Regions from separate parts of the Homo sapiens genome. Here region 2 is linked to region 1. Evidence: read pairs that join two places in POLR2A ChIA-PET (ENCODE). Cell type or tissue: OCI-LY7. All regions are shown on one strand. Links, peaks and the distances in the headings refer to the core of each region. The heading gives the core; the rest is flanking DNA.

What was found. ChIA-PET counts read pairs that join two places held together with the same protein. Peaks named below come from ENCODE experiments on the same cell type or tissue, not always from the same donor. Only the 100,000 strongest peaks of a DNase experiment are listed, where the experiment ranks them.
Region 2: POLR2A ChIA-PET joins it to region 1 with 5 read pairs; 5 of 35 experiments call an interaction of 5 or more read pairs at or near these places.

What each region holds. Positions count from the first base shown.
Region 1 is chr6:52,564,253-52,568,460 of GRCh38, reverse strand. All of the region lies in intron 1 of TRAM2 (translocation associated membrane protein 2), which reads left to right. Among named protein-coding and RNA genes, the nearest start is that of TRAM2, 11 kb to the left of the region's middle. In OCI-LY7, for the core only: no CTCF peak of the experiment used is centred there; a DNase peak (open chromatin) is centred at 2,050; H3K4me3 peaks cover 1,142 bases; H3K27ac peaks cover 715 bases.
Region 2 is chr6:52,297,391-52,301,304 of GRCh38, reverse strand. It overlaps LOC124901329 (a long non-coding RNA gene), which reads left to right. Exons shown (of 2, transcript XR_007059609.1): 2 at 1-641. Among named protein-coding and RNA genes, the nearest start is that of MCM3, 15 kb to the right of the region's middle. RefSeq lists an enhancer at 80-374 and a silencer at 1,450-1,519. In OCI-LY7, for the core only: no CTCF peak of the experiment used is centred there; no DNase peak of the experiment used is centred there.

The DNA.
Region 1 (4,208 bases), core at 1,051-3,550:
GCAGAATTGGAACTTTTCAGACCCATGGTTTTGGAGTTGAGACTGTGTTTTTAGTTTGTAGTCCAACTTTGTACTTGATCAACTTGTGACCTCAACAGGCAAGGAATAACTTGTTTGTATGGATTTTGTGACTGGAGGAGGAATGTTGAAGTAGAAAGGAACAGGTGGTAGTTGATTTTTTAAAAGAATAGCAGGGTTCTGGTTTGGTTATGATGGCTGGAACGTGTGCCCTTCTTTCAGGGTTCTTGAGGAATGAATTATGGCTGGTGCCAATGGAGGGCCTGCAGCAGGGAAGCGTGCAGTGAAAGGGGCGAGGACAGGGGCCTGGATTCTTCCATTAAATAGCCTTGTGGCCCATGCAAGGCCCTTCACCTCTCTGGGGCTCACCTGCTTCATGGATGTGTCAAATGTCCGGCGGCCTGGTTGTGCCTTCTTAACATGGACATGTAGAACAGGACTGGAAAATGTGTATAAAACTCAAATTGCGAGTCAGAAATTGGGAGGAGAAGGAGAGAGGCACCTTTCCCCAATCCTATAGATTTAGGAGTAGTAGCTAGGCAAACATTGTGCTCCATTAGGTTAGTGGGCTCACTTCTAATCTTGGTTTCATTTATTATTTGAGTTGAAACCAGATTCTAGCACAAATTTGGGGTTGGCATGAAATATGTCTTAGCAGAACCCATGGTGGAGAAGGAGAAAATCTGTATATTGGAAAGGAATCTGGGTTTGGCTTTGAGACTTTAAGATTGCCATCCATAATGAACAATGTTGAAGTTTCAAAACTAAATCTGTGGCAATATGGAGAATTTGGCTATCCAGACTGATTCATCCGCAGAAATTTCTGGAAAGCTACAGTTTTATAGCGCTGAAGTAAAAAGCAAAGTTGGTCTGCTGCATAGTACATTTTATTACCCAAGAAATGTAAAAGAAACATTTCTGTCATTCTTTGCCCAGCCTGGGAAATATCTACATTCAACACTATTCAACCATTTGGCCATTGAGTTTTATTTTATTTATAATCATTCAGCACATACACCTACTCTGTACAAAACGCTGAAATTGAAATTCAAGCCAGCTAACATATTTGTTGATACAACTCTCTCTACTGTGCTCATTTTTGGAGCTTCAGAAAGAAGAGAATGTGACACTTCTCAGCTACTCTTCCCTGCATTTCCTGGGTCCAGATAACTTCAGGCATGACAACTATGGCCTCGCCAGATTTTCACTGACCACTTACCACGCCTTTAGCCTGCAGCTGTGTCATAGCTAAGTGTAACTTGACCAATGTTGTTGGTTTCTCAGCCCTACCAGTTGGGTTGCTGCTCACATGGCCTAAGGGACGTGAGTCTGAACTGAGCTGGTTTTGACCTCTTGCCCCTTGTTCTGCAAATGTTGATTAAGCAGTGCTTTTGTGTGAACCATCATTCTAGATGCTGGGAACACAGAGAAAAAGGACACATTGCTTAATCACAAGGAATTTACCATCTCATAAGGGAGATAGATAAAAGGAGGCAAGTACAGTCACTTGATGATGACTACCCCAGTTGAGCTGCCATATGGGTCTTCTGGTCTAGCACACACAGTGGTGCTCACTCAGTAAGTGTAGTGTACTAGAGGGGATGCTTTGGGAACATGGAGGGGGGTCTCCTAGCTCAGAATAGGGATAGATGGATGCTAGATAAGGCCAGAGAAAGAAGGAGATATGGGAGGGCAATAGAATAGTCCGTCCTTTGTAGACAGATGAGCTGGTGTGAAGCATTGGACACTCAGCACACTGGTGTCATAGGATGCTCTGGAGGTGGGATGCAGTGGGGACAAGGGTGGAGGTGGGGCCAGATCACCCAGGGCCCCTTAGGTCCTGCCGTGGAGTTGAGACTGTCCTGGAGGTAATGGGAGCCTTTAAAGACTGTTAGGAAAGACAGCAGTGTGATGAGGTTGCTCTGGAGACTACTAGAGTGGTTTAGGGGATGAGATGAGAGATTAGAGACAGGAAGTCTGGTTAGGAGGCTGGGGCACTGGTCCAGGTTAGGACTTCCACCTGGGGAAATTTCAGTCTCAACCCCCAACCAGGAAGCAAGCCCCCAAAGCAGCTGAACTGTCTCTGGTGTTGATTCAGAGACTTCAGAAACTGCAAGGCCATTCTCAGCTCTCTTTCTCATATGTTTCATGTGACACAGGCAAGCAGCAGGACAGTGGTGGGGCGGGCAAGGACAGTGAAAGTTGGGAGAGAGAAAGGGCTTTTCTCTAGACCTTCTTATAACCCTGACGTGTGCAGTGATGCCAGTGGTGCTCCTGAACGTGCATATCATTCCGTTTCACCTTCTTGCATTGCCTTCGTATGGCTTTATCACTGAAGTGTCCTATGGACTTATTATAATAAAAAGGTATTTGTTTGCATCTCATGTAACTTCTAATTTCTTAAAAGGTAGGGACCCAGTCAGTTAGAACATCTTTTCCCTCTATCTTTTGTTTTGTTAGCTAAATAAGCCATAATGATGCTTGCATGCAAATACCGTGGACTTACCTAAGGAAACTGGTTTTGTTCCAGTGTTCAGTGGAGGCACAGAGGGTGGGAACTTCCTTTGTGGAGGCTTTTCCAGAGATAGTGGAGGTTGGGAGGGACGTGGCGTGTTCAGTGGACAGAAGAAGTAGGCACAGCCTGTATGTAACATTTATTCAGAAAAGTTACTTAGCACTCGCTATGTACTGAGATCTACCTATAGTTTGCACCTGGAAGTTCCTGATGAAGGTGTCAGTAAGTAATTTTTTGAAGTGCATGTGATAACATGAAGAGGACTGGTGGATCCATTGTGTGCTGTTCATCTCTAAACTTTTGCCAGACCCCCTAGAAATAGATGCAGTGAGATTTTCCCTTTGTCTGATTTCTAGCAGATTAGTTTAGTATCTAGGGGTCTTCTTACCAAGGCCTGTTGGTGACACCACAATTGTATTAGCTCCCATACCACCATCCCCATGCATGACTGTAGTTTGCATGGTCTCTAGGAGAGGGAAATTCAACAAGTGTTTATACCGGAACCGAAGCCCGCAGCCGTCACTTGCCCTCCCCTGCCTTGCCCCCAGTGTCTGTTCACTGAGTCCAGTGGTTTTACCTCCTGAATTGCCCCCAGGTCTCCTCTCGCCCTAATGATCTTTTGTTTTAGCTTGGGCATTTGATATTCCTCACCTAAATGGCCATGGTTGGTCCTAACTTGGACCCCACACTCTCATCTTTTCTGATCCTTTCTCCTCATAGCTGTCACAGATTGTCTTCAAACACAGAGCTGAACATGGGTCTCCCTACTTAGACTCCTTCCAAGATGCCCGCCTAAAGGCTGAGCAATTAGCTTGGCTTCAAAGCTTCCCCACAATCTGATCAGCCTTTGTCCTGGACTCTGCACCTCCCTCAGGCCTCGTCCCTGCCCTGACCCTCATTGCAGACCAACCTACCTGTGTTCCCTGAACATTCCCTCCTCCTTCATGCTTCTCTGCTTTTTTTCATGCACCCTGCACTCCAAGTCATCTCATTCTCCATTTCATCCTATAACTGCTATTTCTTTTTTGAGGCCCACCTCAAATATGGCAAAAGCACCACCTGCTCAGAACGCGCTTTCCAGCCCCTCTGCCCTGAGAGGGTTAATTCTTCCTTTCTCCCCACCTCTGTCTTTCTCTTGTTTATTCATTCAGCCAGACTTGGACCAAGCATTTGCTCTCTGCCAAGCCCTGTTCTTGGGGCTAGGGATAAAGGATGAAGAGGTGTAGATTCTGCTTCCATTGAGTTGAGAGTCCTTAGGGAGTGGTGGTGTCACTGCTGCTCTTGTGTGTGGTGGGTACAGTGTGTGTGTCAGGGAAGAGAGCATAAACCCTCTGGGAAGGGTAGGGACTGTTCATTTTAAAAAGGAGATGTTTGGGCTGTTCCTTGAGGCTCAAGGGGCATGGGGCAGGCAGATGTGCTGGGGAGAGGGAGTTCCAGGCAGAGAGAAGGCTTGGGCGCAGGGGGAATATGGCAAGTGTCTCTGTATTGCCAGAGTGGGCTGGGTAGGGGCTGGTTAAGGGTTGAAGTGGTGAAAGGTGACACCGGACTGGCAGGCAGGGTTCTGGCCATGGAGGTGTTTAAAAATTGGGGTTTGGTCCTCAGCTTAGGTAATAGGGAGCCATTGAAGATTTTTCAGTGTGAGAGTGACTCCAATTTGTACTAGCAAGGTCACTGG
Region 2 (3,914 bases), core at 851-3,350, 270 kb after region 1:
AGTATTGAAGAGAGACTTTAGTATAAACTGAGCTCACCTCCAACTAAGACAATGGTAAATGGGACATTTAAAGGGAGATCATAGAGGTAATTAAAAGGGGGTATGGGGAAGTAAAAAAAAAGAGAGGACAAAGAAAGTCTGGGAAAAATGGAAAATTACAGAAGGAGTGAGTGGAAAATTACTGAAAACTGTTTGGCAAAGTGGGTTGGGACACAGTACATTTTGCAGCTTAGCAGCATTGTGTTTTTCTGAGCAAAGACTTCGCACAGGGGCTGGGGCCACCTTTAGGGACTGCTGTGGTCTGAATGTCTCCCCAAAGTCACATGTTGCAACTTAATCACCAATGTGATAGCACTAACAAGTGGGGCCTTCAGGGGGTGATTAAGTCATGATGGTGGAGCTCTCATAAATGTGATCAGTGACCTTATAAAATGTGATTAGTGACCTTATTAGTGGCTGGAGGTAACTAGCCCCCTTTCGCTGTTCTGCTCTTCTGCCACGTGAGGATACAGCATTCTAGGCACCATCTTGGAAGCAAAGACAGAGGCCCTCACCAGACACTGAACCTGCTAATGCCTTGATCTTGGACTTCTCAGCCCCCAGAACTATGTGGAAATAAATTTCTGTTCTTTTATAAATGACCTGGTTTCAGACATTTTGTCATATCAGCACAAACAGACTAAGACAGGGACACAGTCTAGTGTAGGCAGAAGCCAGGCTGAAGTCTGGTCAAGTCTCTTAGCATAGTGTTTGGGCAAGTCCTTTGTGCTATGTGAAAGTTCACAGTTCACAACTCCTTCCTGCTGCATAGCCTTCCTATTGGGGCAGTTTGGAGGCTGTGGGTCGGTAAGTTTGGAGGATTCCTCTTCTTTCTTTCCAACCCCAGTGGGTGATGGGAGGGTCAGGGTGGACCTCACTTAGCCAGGCTCAACTTGAAAGATCCTGCACCTATTTCTACCTTTATTTCAGAGAGTGGCTGGTCATGCAATAGGTGAGGGACAATGTTATTGAAAAAAGACTCCCAGGGATGCCCCCAACTGCTGCAGAATTTGCTGAGGCTATTGTTTTCATCCTCCTTTAACTGCTGGAGCTCATCAGGGATGCTCCTAGAAAAACACATGCTTCTGTGAAGGCTCCAATATAGTTGAACTTGCTAATGTCCTAGGCCCCTGTGCTCTGCTACCACTTTGCTCAAGCTAGAGCCTAAGGCAGGGAGGAATGGAACCAGAGAGTTGTTCTCCTGGCTGTCATTCACCCAGGCTGTGACCCATCCAGAGACCCAAGTCCTGTCCAGAGCCCAGTGAGACTGGCTGTCTCATGAGTCTATCTCATGGCTGTGTCCTTGGCCAGCCACAGCCACCCAAATCTGCTGACAGGGAGAGATAAGTATGGACCTGTTGGTTTTGTCCTCTCTTGAAGCAAATAGCAGCCTTCCTCTAAGTAAGCCACAGGTGGCTCTGCCCACACGTATCTGCCTCACTGTAGTGTACGAAGACTGTGCCAATATCTCACTGACATTCAGCTTTCCTCCTTACTTGCCTCCACCTCAATATGGCTGTCAAGCAGCTCACTGCTGCCCGGTGAGCAGGTCTTGTATGCTGGTTGGCCAATGAGGAAATGGGCCCAAGGTGAGCCAGCTGGCCTCCAGGAGACATTGCACCCCATGTCTTCATGAGAAAATCCCTTGAGCTACAACTTAACAGAACAGATTGGTTCCCACAGTGCAGTTGACAGAAATATCTTGCCAGGCTAGACTTCTTGCTCTAGTAAGACAGCACCACCCCACCCACAGCTGTAAGCACAGCTGATTTCTTTTGAAAAGAGAGGATTGTGGCCGGGCGTGGCGACTCACACCTGTAATCCCAGCACTTTGGGAAGCCAAGGCAGGTGGATCATCTGAGGTCAGGAGTTTGAGACCAGCCTGACCAACATGGTGAAACCCGATCTCTACTTAAAAATACAAAATTAGCCGGGCGTGGTGGCGCATGCCTGTAATCCCAGCCACTTGGGAGGCTGAGGGAGGAGAATCACTTGAACCCTGGAGGTGGAGGTTGCAGTGAGCCGAGTTTGCACCATTACACTCCAGCCTGGGCAACGAGAACAAAACTCCATCTCAAAAAAAAAAAAGGGGGAGGGAAAGAGAGAGAAGTTTGTTACCACAAAGACCAGGGCTGGCTTTGGCAGGCCAGGGCTGGGTGTGAGGGAATGCTTGTAGGCCTCTATGCTTCGGCCTGGGACAAAGCGGTGGGAAGGATATGAAAACTTGGTATCAGGAACTGCCACATTCCTCTCCTCTATCCTCTCAACCATAGCTCCCTGTCAAACCCCTCACAAAGTAAAAAAAGTCAGGCTCAGGAATTGGTGATACTGATACTTCTGGGGCCCCAGAAAGTTCCTGTTCCCAGACACTGTCCCCAGCCTGTTTCCTTTGTCTTCCTAAGAAGGCACTCTGTGGGCCACCTAGAACTAGTTTAAGTGTCCCAACTTAGAGCCAAAAATGGAAAAAGCATAAAAGTGCCAGATGCGGTGGCTCACGCCTGTAATCCCAACACTTTGGGAGGCCGAGGCTTGCGGATCACCTGAGGTCGGGAGTTCGCAACCAGCCTAACCAACATGGAGAAACCCTGTCTCTACTAAAAATACAAAATTAGCTGGATGTGGTGGCACATGCCTGTAATTCCAGCTACTCGGGAGGCTGAGGCAGGAGAATCACTTGAACTCAGGAGGCGGAGGTTGCAATGAGCCAAGATGGTGCCATTGCACTCCAGCCTGGGCAACAAGAGTGAAACTCAGTCTCAAAAAAAAAAAAAAAAAAGGAAAAGCATAAAGGTTTACAATTTTGAGGGCCTGAAAGGGGGACCATGAACTCAATGAAGCAAAAGAGAAAGGCTGGGAGGGCTCACAGAACAAAAGGAAGCTGTATGAATGGAAACAAGAGGGCAAGAAATCAATTAAGATCTGAAGTTGTGTATTCAGTGTTAATTCAACAGACATTATTAAGGCCTACTCTGTGTGTGTCAAGCACTGGGCTAAGTGCTCAGGGTAAGAAGCAGAACAAGACATGGTTCACTGGAGTAAACAGGCATGTAAACACTAATTGCAATATGATGAAAGAAGCACCCAGTGAAAAATGTCAAAGCAAGAAGACTAGGTTGTTCCATCCAACTGTCATTTATAGGGATATGGTGCTGGCGGCTTCTGTGTGAGCAAAGGCAATTGGGAGCCCTCTACCACAACCCTTTCTCCTTCTTTCCCCTTCTCCCTTTCTATCCTTATCCTTTTCTTCTGTCTCTTCTTTCCTCCTCCTCTACTGCCATAAAATGGCACCTAAGGGTACTCACTAATTCCGTTAATAGAACAGAGTTGAATACAAGTGTCCCCCCTCATCTGCAGTGTTGCTTTTCTTGGTTTCAGATACTCACAGTCAACTGTGGCCTGAACATATTCAATGGAAAAGTCTAGAAATAATTCATAATAAATTGTCCTTCATTCTGAGCAGCATGATGAAGTTTCTTGCTGTTCCCTGTGTTCTGCCTGGGAGGTGAATCATCCCTTTGCCCAGTGTATCTACCCCCCATTAGTCACTTAACAGGGTCTTGGCGATCACATCAACTGTTGAGGTATCGCAGTGCTTGTGTTCAAGTAACCCTGTTAGAACAGGCAGATGGTTAGATGTGAGCATGAGAGGGAGCCCCTGGAGGAGGAAGTGCTGGAAAATCTAGCATCTCAGAGACTGCCTGAAACATGCATGCTAAATATGAGCAGAGAGGAGGGGAAATACCGAAAGGAATGTCCCCTCCTTGAGGGGACACTGAGAAATGTTACTTCTTCAAGGTATGCAAAAAGGAATACCCTGAAACTCCCCTTAAGATGCCCAGTAATCGCCTGTAATCCCAGGACTTTGGGAGGCTGAG